Linked DNA regions of Homo sapiens: region 2 is linked to region 1. A link is a loop called in an ENCODE intact Hi-C map of the cell type or tissue named here. Cell type or tissue: PC-9. All regions are shown on one strand. Each heading gives the region's core, and the rest is flanking DNA. Links, peaks and the distances in the headings are about the cores only. Region 1 overlaps SLC35A5 (solute carrier family 35 member A5). Region 2 has its middle 5.3 kb from the start of MIR9900.

Region 1 (8,345 bases), core at 306-8,305:
AGTTTATACTTCATATTATGTTTGTACGTATTTAAATAACAGTAAAGTAGAAAAAAGTCCATGCTGACATTTATGACATTTGTTTTTCCGTTAAAAGGAAGTTTAAGAAACTCTGCTCTAGGTTTTAGAGAAAAAAATATCACACTTCATTGAGCTTGACTTCCTCTGCCTCTTCTCCCCACAGGAAAGGTAGATGTTCATGGGAAAAATCAGAATATAGGTAAAGGAAAAAGGAGCCAAGGAGGATATGGCCTATTTAATCGAGCCTATTGGGTCTATAAAGAAAAGCAAAAAGATTCTCTGCAGATCTACCCAGTCTAGTCCAGCTTACAAGTGACAAGGCTTCCACATGGGACTTCAGAAGCAAAAAAAGCCTTAGAGTTATAGAGTAATTTGTCAAGTTATCCCCTCTGTATGTGGATCTTGAAAACCCACGGCAGCAAGATGCAGCTGGACAAGGATTTGAGATCTTGAGTCTAAGCCATCTTTCTCTCTATAACCAACAGCCATATTGATGCTTTCCCTCAGGATTAGGCATATTCCTGGACAGTTCAGTCCTAGGACCAATGACAGAGTTAGACCAGGTCATTCACTGCAGGCCACACTTGTGGCACAACCAAAGCCTATGCAGAAACTATCAAGGGAACAGATTCAGTGCATTATGTGTAGGTCATAACTGTGCAGAAGAGAATCTAAAAATAGAAAGGGACTTTAGAAATCAGTCCAACTTCTACACTCATGAAGGAATCTCTTCTAAAACATCCTGATGACACAATCTCTTCCTAAAAACTTCAGTGATAATTTACTACTATTCTCTATTACTCTTCAGGAAGGTTCTTTTAACTGTTGAAAAGTAACCTATTTTGGCAAAGTCCTCATTATAATAAAATAATAATCACTACCATATAAATCTTACTGTAGTTTGATTCTCCAGAGCAGAAAAATGTCTACTTCCTTTTTCACATGACAATTGCTCCTCTCCAGGTTATACTATCCTCATTTCAGGGGCATGTAGGATATGGTTTCCAGACTTCTGACCTTCTTAAACCAGTGGTGCCCATAAGACCTCCAGTGGATACATATCAGAACTTCGCATCTTAAAAAAAAAAACAACTTTTATTTCAGATTGAAGGGGTACATGTACAGGTTTGTTACATTGCGTATATATGGTACATTGCATAATGGTGAAGTTTGGGCTTCTAGTGGACCCATCACTCAAACAGTGAACATTGTACCCAATACATATTTTGTCAACCCTCATGTCCTTCCCATCTGATATGATTAGGCTTTCTGTCCCCGCCCAAATCTCATCTTGAATTGTAATCCCCATAATCCCCAGGTGTTGAGGAAGGAACCAGGTGGGGGTAATTGAATCATGGGGGCAGTTTCCCCCATGCTGTTCTCATGATAGTAAGTTCTCATGAGATCTGATGGTTTTATAAGCATCTGCCATTTCCCCTGTTGGCACTCTCTCTCCTGCTGCCTTGTGAAGAAGGTGCTTGCTTCTGTTTCGCCTTCAGCCATGCTTGTGAGTTTCCTGAGGCCTCCTCCCCAGCCATGCAGAACTGCGAGTCATTTAAACCCCTTTTCTTTATAGATTACCCAGTCTCGGGTATTTCTTTGTAGCAGCATGAGAATGGACTAATACACCACCCTTCTCACTTTGGAATCCTGTGTCCACATGTACCCACTGTTTAGCTCCCACTTATAAGTGAGAACATGTGGTATTTGATTTTCTGTTTCTGAATTATTTCAGTTAGGATAATGGCTTCCAGCTGCATCCATGTGGCTTTAAAGCACATGGTTTCATTATTTTTTATGGCTGCAAAGTATTCCATGGTGTATATGTACCACATTTTCTTATTCCAGGCACCACTGATGGACACTTAGGTTGAGTCCATGATTTTGTTACTGTGAATACTGCTGTGATAAACATACCACTGCAAGTGTCTTTTTGATAAAACGATTTATTTTCCTTTGGGTAGGTACCCAGTAGAGGGATTGCTGGGTTGAATAGAACATTTTTAGTTCCAGCACATGATCTTGTGCTCTCACTCTTTCTCTTCCTCTCTCATTAAGTGGCAAGTTAACATAAGTAAACTTAACTTTGTGCAAAAAATGCTTTCCAAAGAGGAAGGTGAGGAAAAAAAGTAATCGTAAATAAGAAAATCAATCTCCATGCACTACTGAAATCTGCTATTTAATGTATTCTGTATGTGATACCTTTGTAAGAATATTTTTGTAATTTTTATGTTTTATGAGATAAAAATGTTTTGTATGCCACATTTCCTAGAAAGGTCCTGCTGTACCTCATTTCCCTTACCTTTAAAATAAATCGCCATAATAGATATAATCTTCGTATTTCACATAACTGATGAAAATGCCTTTGTTATTGTTAGAAGTAAAGATCTACTTAAAGAGAAAGTTTTAAAAGTTGTGTAGGTTTTTGTCTCACTCTATTTTTTAAGATTAAAAGTACTCTACATCCCACCCTAAATGACAGAGTGGCAACACAAGACATAGGTTTAATAATTATTTTAATTACAAATTTCCACCAATTCTTGCCAGTCATATTATTGTGGATATCACAAATGAATTATATAATAGTATATTACCTTATATTCATCTGCATGAAACTTAGGAGAAAGGAGAGCAGAAATGTGTAAGTTTCTGAGAATGACACCATAAAGCTCATATTTACAGTATGGTAGTCTGTAAACATACAGGCCTGCCAGTTAAAGCCCACTCTTCTATCATCACCCAGCTGCATGACCCTGAGCAAGTCACTTTTGTTTGCTAATTTTTAATATCATCTATCACCTGACTTCTCTATCTACGAGAGTTAACTGGCTGCATGCAAAATACCATGAAAAATACCATGCACTTTTAAGTGTGAAGTAGCACTGTAAAGTGACTTATATATTACTGGTCTTTCTATTTTTAGAGTATTAATATTCATACATCAGTTAAAAGTCAACATGTGTTTGCTAAGTGATCCTTTTGAAAGGATCCCTTTAAAAGTTCCTAGGCATCAGCTTCACTGACAATCTGGTATGATTCTGAAGCCAGCATTTCAACTCTTGGAAAGATATACAATAGTCACAGCTTGAATTAGTAACTAATAAAATAAAATGCCCTCTTATTCTCCAAAATGTAATAATTCAGGAGTAATGACATCAAGATTTTTCTCCTCAAACTGAGGAGAAAAAAGCCCCACCGTGGCTTGTTTAAATGACTTAAAATACAAGTGGTAACTATGGTGACTAGGGAACCAATGTTTAAAACATCAAAAGATTATTACAAAAATCCAATTTCCCATGAATTTCTAAAAATTAAAATTCTGAGATGTTGTGTCTGAGAAACTGCTTCTTCAGCAAAATATTTAGCACAGACTACATCATCCCAAATCTATGGTATGGCCAGGTATTTAGGTCCTTCAACCAACGTTTTTAGAAAGGGTCCCGTTGCTCTTTACTTGCAAAATGACTATCTCTAGGGCCTCAAAATTCAAGAGACAACCTAGCTTTTATAATGTTAAAAAGGGAAGACTTTGGCATGTAAACTAGAACTACATGATTGTGAATATTTGGCAAATTGATCTCTATGTGTATATACAAGCTATAGCTAACATGATTATTACAAGTTTTTTGGAAGCTTGAAGGCCAAGGAAAATAATCTGCACATATAACTTTCTGATTTATCAAGTACTGAGATATTAATGAATTCTTCATATTGTTACTCCTGTATCAGTTCTTTAGAATTTCTTAGCCTTTGGGTACTCTAAGCCTTGGATGGAACCATTTAGGGAGTAGCTAGATATATGCAAAGAATATTAGGATTTAGAAACATTTCTGGTTTATCAAAGTGAAAAGATAAATATTACAAACACTGAAAATGTGAAAATAAGGTTCAAGAGAGCTGCAAACTATGTGGGTACCAGTTAGAAAGTATCTTCATCTGACTCATCACTCTTGGGTTTGGTAAGTCTTTCTAGTTCTTCTCCATCCTAAAAGGAAACATGAAAGCAGTAATTAGAACAAAACTGGAAATGTAGCATTTTTAAAGGGAAAACCTTACTAACAAATCACTGGTCTTACCTCATTAAGCTATAGATATAATCTGGTCAAATTAAATAAATACTTATGTTCTTGGAAAGTTAACTATAGAAGTATGAGAGGATAAAAAAGTGAAGTGTACTCAGTACTCAAAATTTCAAAGCTAACATGAGCAAAGTGAGGAGCACCACCTGCTGGTCTTGCAGAAAAATGATTAAAGGTTACAGAAATAGGTCTTCATAGGCCTTGTTACCTATATAGATTTTCTTTTGCTTAAAAATTAGAGCAAATGGCATTATCGGCTGTTGGAAAAGAATACAAGACTTCTGGATATACACTCTGGCTAAGAGCAGGGTATCCGAAACTCAAGATCCTAATTTTTTCATCTTTAGAATCTGTTGAATCATGACAGAGGCATTACACCCAGGGAAGCTCTGCTATGAATGTTATTAAGCAATAGATTATTTTTCCCAAAGAGTGAAATGTTCACTGTATAAAATATTTCATATTTTGTGTGCTCAAGAAAATTGTAAATCTAAAGCTAGATGTCTATTTCACTTATTTAAACGTATATTTAACTCCTTAATTGAATCTTCAAAGAGATCATTAACTTGCCAATAAAATGATTGACAGAGCCTTCCAAAACAATTGCAAGCAACTGGGAGATATTCGGAATAATTGCATAAGCATTTTTCTAGAAAATATTTTCCTCCTACTCGCCTTGCAAGGATCCTCTTGAAAACTACCTTTCTAGTGAAATAAACAAACCCTGCCCTTCTGGCATACTGGCTTATGAATAACCACAGGGAGGACTGAGGAGCCAGGCTTTCTATTCAACAGGACTTACTAATACGAAAGGCCAACTTCTCTCACAAATGAGCTTATTTTCCCTAACTATGGTGGAAAAGAAAGAGAAAGGGACTTGGAGTCAGACATAGGTGTACCAGTTCTTTCATTTATTATCTGTAAACCATTTTGCCTGTTTCTTGTAAAACTATGCAGACAGGACAAGACAACCTGTGAGGTATCTTCCAGGTGTATAATTCTATAGTATTCTATGAAGTAACACATAAGGTCCTTGAGATTGACTTATACTTTTTCTCTACACCTGACAGCATTGATTATGAGCCCTTGCAAACATCAGGAGTAAAAGGAATGTTTGTTGATTCGGTTTTAAAAGTCAGAGATCCAATACATTCTTTGACAAATCAGTACTGATTTTATTTTTTTCCTTGAATTAACTATGCTTTAAATTTGGGAAGAACAAGCAAAAAGGAACACCCTCACAAACTTACCCCACTGGAACGCTCCCAAAGATTGCCACTTAGATCTCGGATCCTTTCTTGCCTAGGTGCGTATTCCGGAACTTGAGGCTTGCTGGCATTATAAATAAATATAGAGAGAAGGACTGATGGGGCTTCCAAGAAAAATTCCAGGGAGGGCCTGAAGTCAAAGACCAGGACAGACACTGTTGTGATAATGACAGTGGTAACCTGGGCCATCAAGACATGGAACATGTTATCCAGGAACTTCAGAATGAAAGCCACTGAAAGGCCCTGGAATGCAGTTACAAAAATAAGGGCTACTGAAAATGCACTGTGGCCATAAAAAAATCCACAGTTCTTAATCTGATCACGGTTACTCCTCTGAAGGCCCAGAGTCAGCCCATTAAACAGAATGCCAAAGAAATAGAGTTTGCTGTTCTGTATGAAGATGCTTTCAGTGAGCTGGTTCCCTTCCTTCAGTATCTTTTCATTATAGATATTAGCCATTGAAGAAATAAAACACTGGACTATAATAAGAACATGGCCCATGCCAAGACGGATGTGACTGAAAACTCTGGCTGTGGTGTTCCATTTAGCTTCAGGAAAAGTCCATTCCTTTGCTGTACAATTGTCTTTTCTGGGACACTCACTTCTGAAAAGAAGGCAGGAATTGGAAGGGCTGAAAAAGGCATCGTGATGAAATCCACGTCCTGCCAAGTTGTGCTGTAAAGTTTTAGTCCCGGCAGTCAAGGCCACAATAGACAAAAATAAAGTCAGGAGGGAAGCCCACTGGATCCAGTTTAGACGCCTCCTGTTCAAAGATGAAAAAAAAGATTTTACTACTGTTTTCCCCCCATATCAATAGTTTCTACTGAAAACTCAGACACTTGAGTATTTGGTTGAATAAACTGGACCCAGTTTTTGCTAGCATTTCCTACCACTCAAGTTCAGAGAAAAACTGTTGGTGCCTGTCTCTCAAATTTAATGTTTTAATTCATTTTTATAACACCTATCCCCTAAGGCTGCTCAAGTCATTTCCCTTCTGTGTAGGTTTCCTTTTAACCTACAAGTTTAACATGGCCTCCTTTCTACCTCTAGAGGTATCCTGGACCTCTGGCACAGTAACTTTTATTGTACTATAAAGTTACAGCAGAGATTCTCAACCTGGTTTCCCAGAACCAGAAAGAATGTAGATGAGCTTCAGAAATGTTGTGTACAGATGAATTTCCCCCTATGCAGGAGATCCTGCAAAGCTTTGTCAAATCTTTAAAGGTGTCCATAACCCAAAAAAGATTTAAAGGAGAAGGTTAGCTCTAGATCCATGTCCTAATCGTAGAGCATTAAACAGCAAACTGCTGGCTGACAAGCCAAAGAAAAATGTTATTTTGGGCAGTATTTCAGTTTACAAAGTCCTAACAATCCTTTGTTTATTTTCCTTAGCAACAAACTTGTGAGAAATAAAGGACATGTACTATTATTATTCCATTTTGCTGATTCATTCTATTCAACAGATGTTTAATAAGCAGCTACTACGTGCCAGGCAACCTGGGGCGATAAAGATGACTTATCTCCATGTTCAAGGAATTTATGCTTTAACAGTGAGAAAACAATGAAACTAAATGATTTCAGTATGTGTGAAAAGTGATTAATGGGACAAGTGGAGTAAACTGAGGAACACTACAATCTGTAAATAGTCAGGTATTGCTTCAAAGAGGAAATGACACTTGAGCTAGAAGATGAAAAATTAATTGAAGTTTATCATGTGAAAAAGGAGGTGGTGATATATCCAGGCAGAGGGAAGAGTCTCTATGCAAAGGCAACAAGAATGTACAATGTTGACAAAGAGGAATATCTCACTTTCATTGGCGTTGTCAGGAGGCCTCTTGGGGGAACAAAATCTTGATGTTTGAAGATCAGTTAGTTAGGCAAAGAAGGGGAACACCGAGAAAAAAAGAGGAACATAAAAAATGCAGAAGTGTAAAGCAATAGGTGGGAACCAGAAGTGAGAATTTTTATATCATTGGAGCATTTATTGAGCACCTACCATACACTTAGGCATTTCCGCTCTAAGGGAGGAAACAGTTAACCTAACAGATTTCCCTAAGGTCATGTACTTAAACACTAAAGAAGGGATCGGATCCATGGTTTTGTATGTCTTCCTTCTGCATCATCACACCTCCTAAGTATAATTCTAAGTTTCCAGGATGCACATATAGGAAGTTGTGTGCATATAAAGCTTCATGCTCTGAAACTGCTAAATGCACAGACTAGCCTAGATAGCAGCATACCTGTGCACACTATTATATGCTTTCTCATATGTATGTAATTTTCAAATAGCCTGATCTAGAACTTACTGATGGCGTTAGCGCAGCCTTATGCCATCAGGTGAGAAACTGTGAACTAACCACTTAAATTTCTGAAGGTGCAGCTGATACACATTAAGTAGCAGAAAACAAATAGAATGACCACAGAGATAAAAAATGGGTGTCCATTTTACAAAAAAAATTCCATAATTAATTATTGCAAATCGCATATAAGTGAGGCAATGATATAATCTATAGTTCCTTTAAAAGTTTTCTAGAGCTATACATTTTTCACTAATATTAAGAAAAAAGAAAGAAATCCTTAAGCTAAACAACACCTTCTGTAAACAATTACTCATTCAAGGTAATGCTCTAAGGAACGTAAAATTTATTAAGGATTAAGCTAAAAATTAAAAATGGTAGATTTTTAGGAAAGAAAATAAAGCTTAATAAATTACCCTGTAAAGTCAGCTGACAATCTGAAATGACAACTGAGTCTGCTAGGCCCAATTTGTTCTTCAGTTTAACTGATACAAAACAGTGGAAGCTCACTTCACTCATCTCTCCACTGCCTCGGTAAAACATAGTAATGGATGCTCAGAGCCGAATGCCTGTGGCTAGAAGGCTACTCTTCCTGAGGGCCTCTCCTCCCAAGTGAATTGTTTGCCCACAGAATCTCTGTTCCTAAACATGTTTTTGCCAGGTGACCTCACTGTTGTCAC
Region 2 (8,345 bases), core at 246-8,245, 150 kb before region 1:
CTGAGAAAGTATAAAAGCACTTAATTGAAGGTGTAAATGAGAGAAAGCAGGTTTGAAATGCAACCAAAACAAAGCCCACACATAGACAACTGTATTTATAAGTTGTTTCTAAATGGGAATGGAACGGTGTTTTTCCGGGAATCTAGGGAACAGTCTCTCTACGGCGACTTTTCTCATGTGAGAAAACAGACATTTAGCAGAAAACCAGAAAATGTTCATTGGCTTCGGTGAACTTTTATTCCAAGTTTCAATGAGGGACCCTGTGCAGAGGCTTGGGACACGGAGACCTCCCTCTGCTGCCTTTAAGGAAGGTCATTAAAAAAAAAAAAATTCCGTTTTTTTTTTTTTTTTAAAGACGGAGTCTCGTTCTGTCGCCAGGCTGGAGTGCAGTGGCCTGATCTCGGCTCACTGCAACCTACGCCTCCCAGGTTCAAGAGACTCTCCTGCCCCAGCCTCCTGAGTACCTGGGACCACAGGCGCCCGCCACCACGCACAGCTAATTTTTGTATTTTTAGTAGAGATGGGGTTTGAGCATGCTGGCCAGGATGGCCCCGATCTCTTGACCTCGTGATCCGCCCGCCCCAGCCTCCCAAAGTGCTGGGATTATAGGCGTGAGCCACCGCCCTTCTAACTTTTCTATTGTACCACACTGATGGCAAGGAAGGGCGGTAGGAAAGCCTGCCAAGGAAAGGGAGGACCGGCCTGCATATTCTTAAGCGCTGTGGGACACTGTTCTGTAGACGTTGCCCATCCCATTGCTCTCTCAGGGAGGGATGAGCCACGGCCAGGAGCAGCTCCTGGTCATCTACTGTACCACGTGTGCAGAGGGAAGACACACTCCCAGAGAAGAAAATGCTGGGAAAAAGAGACCACAGCCTTTGTATGGTGGCTCAATGTAAGTACTTCTTGACATGTCCAGTTGTACAGCTCCTCTTTGGGGTTGGAGCGCTTTGCTTTCCAGGGTGTAGATTGGGGTCTGGGGAAGTGGTGAAGTGGAGTGAAACTGGAGGCCTGGAGCTCCCCCTAGAGGCCAAATGTATTTTACCCTGACTCAAGAAAACCTGGAGCTGGAAGCTTGGCTCATCAAACCTAAAGTAAGAGTAAGAATCAGCAGTATTGTCGGCACTACCCCGGGAAGGGAGAGATACTAAACCTAGTGAACAGTGCAGGTCCGGAATCCTTTATGTGAAGTTCTAAAACTCAAAAAACTTTGAAAATGGAAACTCTTTTGAGACCTATTTGGCAACAACGTTTACCTGCAATATGAGGACATAGTCTTTATTATCTTAATGTGAGTATTTTTATCTTTTATGACAGATATATTAATTAATGTGTTTAATCATGAGAGGCTGCCCATATTCCTAGTAGGAACGTTAAAAGGTAGAGTACCCACTAGGGGTGTTTTAATGTACAGTATATGAACTGTTTACTTCTCTCAAATCTTAAAAATTCAGAAATCTGAACTACATCTGGCCCCAATCAGCCAAAGGACTATAGGCCTGGGTATTATAATGCTCACTACTGTGTGGGCCTCAATCACAGCTCAACCTGTGCCATGTGACTTTCAACAAGTGACTCACTGGCTAGAAGGCTCAGCTTCTTCTTTAGTAAGATGGAAATATCACTAGTTTAGATATTAAATGAGTTTATGCACCGTGTTCAGCCCAGGACCTGGCAAATAGTAAACATCTAAGAGTGTTAGTGATTATTATCATACTTTGTTATTATTACTTGATCTGAGAGAGTGCATACCTCACTTTACTCTGATTCACAGTCACCAAAGAGTCATTTGACTACCAGCCACCAGGCCCACTATTACCAGGAAGGTGGAATCTTGAAAGACGAACATGAGCTTTTGGGCCACTGATGATCCATTATAAATCAATAATTTGATATTCTAGATCCTATCTCAATCTCTTGAATATCTAGAAAAATCAAATCAAACAAAAATCAGAGATACTCTTGGTTCTGAGACACACCTATACACCTAAAACCTTACTGGTTGCAAGCAGGCTTAAGTTACAGACAGCCAGACAGCCAAGAGCATTTTGAAGGTGGGAAAACTAAGGCAAAGAAATAGAATGATTTTTTTTGACATGAGCACAATAATTGTATGTGGGTCTTGGCTAATGGTTTGTGATTAGTTTACAATGATCCAAGAATCTAGAATAAGATTTTCTTTTCTTTTCTTGTCTTGTCTTGTCTTTTCTTGACATGCAGCCTCACTCTGTTCCCCAGGCTGGAATGCATTGGCACTATCTCGGCTCACTGCAACCTCTGCCTCTTGGGTTCAAGTGATGCTCCTGCTTCAGCATCCCTGAGTAGCTGGGACTACAGGCATGTGCCACCACTCCCAGCTAAATTTTGTATTTTTAGTAGAGACAGGGTTTTGCCGTGTTGGCCAGGCTGGTCTCAAACTCCTGACCTCAGGTGATCTGCCTGCCTTGGCCTCCCAGAGTGCTGGGATTACAGGTGTGAGCCACTGCACTTGGCCTAGAATAAAATTTTCTAAAATGTTGTACATAAAATACTAGTGCTGCAAGAGGTTCTTTGAATAAAAAATTTCCCCAAATTATTTAAAAATGAAACCCTTCTTTCAGGGAATATTTATTAACACCCACAGAATTTGGGTTAGATAGAGTGTACCTGGGGAAATACTGTTTTAGAGAGTATCAACTTCTGTATATAATTCAGGTAGATAATTCTTGGCTATTGGGTAATTTCAAGGGTGTCAAAATTTAATTTTTAAAAAATAAAATAATCACTCTCATCTGAATGTAAAATGAATACATATCAAATATTTTATTTAATACATTAATTAATGAAGGAATCAGTAAGATGTTAAAACTGATTCAAAGAGAATCTGAAGAATAGACACATATAGGCACTCAGCAATACAGAAACAAATTTACCAATTGATGCAGAACTATTTAATGTTTATAGGACAATAAAATGTAACATTTGAAATGATCTTTCCAGCCAGGCATGGTGGCTCATGCCTGTAATCCCAGCACTTTGGGAGGCTGAAGCGGGTGGATCACTTGAGGTCAGGAGTTTGAGACCAGCCTGGCCAATATGGTGAAACTCTGTCTCTACTAAAAATACAAAAATTAGCCGGACGTGGTGGTGGGCACCTGTAGCCCCAGCTACTCAGGAGGCTGAGGCAGGAGAATCACTGGAGCCCAGGAGGCAGAGGTTGCAGTGAGCTGAGATTGCACCACTGCACTCCAGCCTGGGTGACAAAGCAAGATCTTTCCTACAAGGCATAAATCAATTACATACCAGTTAGACAAAATGCATTTGTATTTCTACAGAGAAGAATTATTTGCATCACCCTCAGTTTCTCCATCTAATAAAATGATAAAACAGTGATGGGAATCAGGACATGCTACCCCAAAATATGGCACCTTTGCATATGGAATATATAAATACATTGGTATGCTTTTCTCTTGTTAATCTATATCTTGTTATAGGTGCCCCAGCAAGTGAGGCTAAGATCCATAGAAAGAGATGTGCCATGTGACTTTGAACAAGTGACTCACTGGTTCTAAGGCTCACCTTCTTCTTTAGTAAGATGGGGATATCACTAGTTTAGATATTAAGTGAGATGCACAGCCCAGGGCCTGGGAAATAGTAAACAGCCTTGTCAAAGCAAGGAGAATGTTTCTATAGAATCAGATAACTCCCAGGTTGTCCATTAGATAACAATGAGCATTCCAGTGAACGCACACTGTGGTAGGCAGAATAGTACCCCTCCAGCCCCCTACCCCAAGATGTCTATGTCCTAATTCCCAAAACCTATTAATATGTTATGTTACAAGGAAAAGAGGAATGAAGGTTGTAGATGAAATTCAGTGCTAATCTAATGACTTTAAAATAAGGAAACTCTCCTGGTTTATCCAGATGGACTCAATGTAACCACAAGTGTCCTTTAAAATAGAAAAGGGGAGCAGAGGGAGAGGTCATAGTCAGAGAGAGACTTGAAGATACCACACTGCTGGCTTTGAAGACAGAAGAAGAGGCCACAAGCCAAGGAATGCACTGACCTCTAGAAGCTGGAGAGACAAGAAAATGGATTTTCCTCTACAGCCTTCGGAAGAAAAGAGGCTCTACCAACACCTTGATTTTAGCTTAGCGAGACCCATTTCAGACTTCTCACCTCCAAAGGTATAAAATAATAAATTTGTGTTGTTTTGATCTACTAGGTTTATGGTGTTGGGGCTCAGAAGACACTACCCCAAATATTCAGAAATGAAAGAGCTTGGGAGGACCTCAGAAGCAAGAAGGTCATTGTGACCTTCACCTACTTTTCTGCTTGAGAACTGATCAAAAAAGAAATTCTCTGACCTAACTTGCCTGAAAATATTTCATAAGATGCTCATTCCAGAGAGGTCCTGCCCCATACCTGGGAGAAAGGAATGTTATAGAGAGAAGCCAAGAAGAATCTGAGCAGACAGGTCTTGCCGGGTTTCCCCCTCAGTCTATTACCATTAGATCACACCCTTTTGTCCAGTCACATTTCTACACAGCTGTCCATTCTTCATCAAACCTAAGCATAAAAATAGACAGTTTCCTCTGGGTCTTTGGCTCTTCATTCTTTTTCTTTCTCTTTTCTTTTCTTTACTTTTTTTTTTTTTTTTGAGACAGAGCCTTACTTTGTTGCCCAGGCTGGAGTGCAGTGGCGTGATCTTGGCTCACTGCAACCTCTGCCTCATAGGTTCAAGCAATTCTCATACCTCAGCCTCCCAACATAGCTGGAATTACAGGCATGCACCAGCATGCCTGGCTAATTTTTGTAATTTTAGTAGAGACAGGGTTTCACCATGTTAGCCAGGCTGGTCTCGAACTCCTGTCCTCAGGCAATCTGCTTGCCTTGGCCTCCCAAAGTGTTGGGATTACAGGCATGAGCCACTGTACTTGGCCCTTAGGTCTTCATTTCTGAAGGCTCCTGTATCATATTAAACTTTGGTTAAGTAATGTGTTATGCTTTTCTTTTGCTAACCTGTCTTTTTTTATAGGAGTATCCACCTTGACCCTTATGATGGATGAGGAAAAGTATCACATCTTCCCGCCGCTACAGTGGTAATTTCTCATGGTAGTTAAGAGAAAACCAATAGACACCAAGTAATCTCTGTGCCCATTTCAAAGTCTTTTATAAACGTTTCTAATAAAAGTACCAAACTTTATAAAAGTGAATTTAAAAACTTATAAAACTTCTTTAAATACTTAAAATTTATAATGTAAAATAGTGCATGATAATATAGATAAAAGTACTTAAATTGTTTATCAAATAGAAAAATTACAAGCACAGTAAAAAGAAGTAATTAAAAATATTTGGCTAAGATTATGAAACAATCTAGAAGTCTCTTCAGACTTTTAACAGAGATGAGGTTTTAATGGTTTCTTATAGAATTAGTAAACACTGTGATCATACTATAAATGTCTGCTAAAGAGCCTTACCTAGGGGCTGAGCCAGATCCTGTATTTGAGGCCTTTTGCCTAGATTAGGTACTCATGTAGATACTGCTCTGAATGCAATATCCTCTGCCTACAACTAGGTGGGGATTTTGTTGTTTTGCAAATCATATTTTAGGAACAAGTGAATTTTTTTACCAAAGGGGATTTAACTAATTGTGAACTCTTCAAGGGCTCACTTTTTTTTTAAATTTTATTATTATTATACTTTAAGTTTTAGGGTACATGTGCACAATGTGCAGGTTAGTTACATATGTATACATGTGCCATGCTGGTGTGCTGCACCCATTAACTCGTCATTTAGCATTAGGTATATCTCCTAATGCTATCCCTCCCCCCAACCCCCACCCCACAACAGTCCCCAGAGTGTGATGTTCCCCTTCCTGTGTCCATGTGTTCTCATTGTTCAGTTCCCACCTATGAGTGAGAACATGCAGTGTTTGGTTTTTTGTCCTTGCGATAGTTTACTGAGAATGATGATTTCCAATTTCATCCATGTCCCTACAAAGGACATGAACTCATCATTTTTTATGGCTGCATAGTATTCCATGGTGTATATGTGCCACATTTTCTTAATCCAGTCTATCATTGTTGGACATTTGGGTTGGTTCCAAGTCTTTGCTATTGTGAATAGTGCCACAATAAACATACGTGTGCATGTGTCTTCATAGCAGCATGATTTATAGTCCTTTGGGTATATACCCAGTAATGGGATGGCTGGGTCAAATGGTATTTCTAGTTCTAGATCCCTGAGGAAATGCCACACTGACTTCCACAATGGTTGAACTAGTTTACAGTCCCACCAACAGTGTAAAAGTGTTCCTATTTCTCCACATCCTCTCCAGCACCTGTTGTTTCCTGACTTTTTAATGATTGCCATTCTAACTGGTGTGAGATGGTATCTCATTGTGGTTTTGATTTGCATTTCTCTGATGGCCAGTGATGGTGAGCATTTTTTCATGTGTTTTTTGGCTGCATAAATGTCTTCTTTTGAGAAGTGTCTGTTCATGTCCTTCGCCCACTTTTTGATGGGGTTGTTTGTTTTTTTCTTGTAAATTTGTTTGTGTTCATTGTAGATTCTGGATATTAGCCCTTCGTCAGATGAGTAGGTTGCGAAAATTTTCTCCCTTTTTGTAGGTTGCCTGTTCACTCTGATGGTAGTTTCTTTTGCTATGCAGAAGCTCTTTAGTTTAATTAGATCCCATTTGTCAATTTTGGCTTTTGTTGCCATTGCTTTTTGTGTTTTAGACATGAAGTCCTTGCCCATGCCAATGTCCTGAATGGTAATGCCTAGGTTTTCTTCTAGGGTTTTTATGGTTTTAGGTCTAATGTTTAAGTCTTTAATCCATCTTGAATTAATTTTTGTGTAAGGTGTAAGGAAGGGATCCAGTTTCAGCTTTCTACATATGGCTAGCCAGTTTTCCCAGCACCATTTATTAAATAGGGAATCCTTTCCCCATTGCTTGTTTTTCTCAGGTTTGTCAAAGATCAGATAGTTGTAGATATGCAGCATTATTTCTGAGGGCTCTGTTCTGTTCCATTGATCTATATCTCTGTTTTGGTACCAGTACCATGCTGTTTTGGTTACTGTAGCCTTGTAGTGTAGTTTGAAGTCAGGTAGCGTGATGCCTCCAGCTTTGTTCTTTTGGCTTAGGATTGACTTGGCGATGAGGGCTCTTTTTTGGTTCCATATGAACTTTAGTTTTTTCCAATTATGTGAAGAAAGTCATTGGTAGCTTCATGGGGATGGCACTGAATCTATAAATTACCTTGGGCAGTATGGCCATTTTCACAATGTTGATTCTTCCTACCCATGAGCATGGAATGTTCTTCCATTTGTTTGTATCCTCTTTCATTTCATTGAGCAGTGGTTTGTAGTTCTCCTTGAAGAGGTCCTTCACATCCCTTGTAAGTTGGATTCCTAGGTATTTTATTCTCTTTGAAGCAGTTGTGAATGGGAGTTCACTCATGATTTGGCTCTCTGTTTGTCTGTTATTGGTGTATAAGAATGCTTGTGATTTTTGTACATTGATTTTGTATCCTGAGACTTTGCTGAAGTTGCTTATCAGCTTAAGGAGATTTTGGGCTGAGACGATGGGGTTTTCTAGATATACAATCATGTCATCTGCAAATAGGGACAATTTGACTTCCTCTTTTCCTAATTGAATACACTTTAGTTCCTTCTCCTGCCTAATTGCCCTGGCCAGAACTTCCAACACTATGTTGAATAGGAGTGGTGAGAGAGGGCATCCCTGTCTCATGCCAGTTTTCAAAGGGAATGCTTCCAGTTTTTGCCCATTCAGTATGATATTGGCTGTGGGTTTGTCATAGATAGTTCTTATTATTTTGAGATATGTCCCATCAATATCTAATTTATTGAGAGTTTTTAGCATGAAGGTTGTTGAATTTTGTCAAAGGGCTTTTCTGCATCTATTGAGATAATCACGTGGTTTTTGTATTTGGCTCTGTTTATATGCTGGATTACATTTATTGATTTGTGTATATTGAACCAGCCTTGCATCCCAGGGATGAAGCCCACTTGATCATGGTGGATAAGCTTTTTGATGTGCTGCTGGATTCGGTTTGCCAGTATTTTATTGAGGATTTTTGCATCAATGTTCATCAAGGATATTGGTCTAAAATTCTCTTTTTTGGTTGTGTCTCTGCCCGGCTTTGGTATCAGGATGATGCTGGCCTCATAAAATGAGTTAGGGTGGATTCCCTCTTTTTCTATTGATTGGAATAGTTTCAGAAGGAATGGTACCAGTTCCTCCTTGTACCTCTGGTAGAATTCGGCTGTGAATCCATCTGGTCCTGGACTCTTTTTGGTTGGTAAGCTATTGATTATTGCCACAATTTCAGAGCCTGTT

The links. A loop is a pair of places that touch in the nucleus more often than their neighbours do. Peaks named below come from ENCODE experiments on the same cell type or tissue, not always from the same donor. Only the 100,000 strongest peaks of a DNase experiment are listed, where the experiment ranks them.
Region 2: a loop joins it to region 1, with 6 times the contacts of the local background. A loop is called at or near these places in 11 of 110 quality-filtered maps.

What each region holds. Positions count from the first base shown.
Region 1 is chr3:112,578,332-112,586,676 of GRCh38, reverse strand. SLC35A5 (solute carrier family 35 member A5) reads right to left here. Exons shown (of 7, transcript NM_017945.5): 6 at 5,351-6,131; 7 at 1,098-4,006. The coding sequence ends at 3,941. Among named protein-coding and RNA genes, the nearest start is that of SLC35A5, 20 kb to the right of the region's middle. In PC-9, for the core only: a CTCF peak has its summit at 4,238 (motif pointing left); a DNase peak (open chromatin) is centred at 4,216.
Region 2 is chr3:112,727,589-112,735,933 of GRCh38, reverse strand. No RefSeq gene overlaps it. Among named protein-coding and RNA genes, the nearest start is that of MIR9900, 5.3 kb to the left of the region's middle. In PC-9, for the core only: CTCF peaks have their summits at 806 and 1,005 (motif pointing left); DNase peaks (open chromatin) are centred at 1,023 and 4,433; H3K27ac peaks cover 2,353 bases.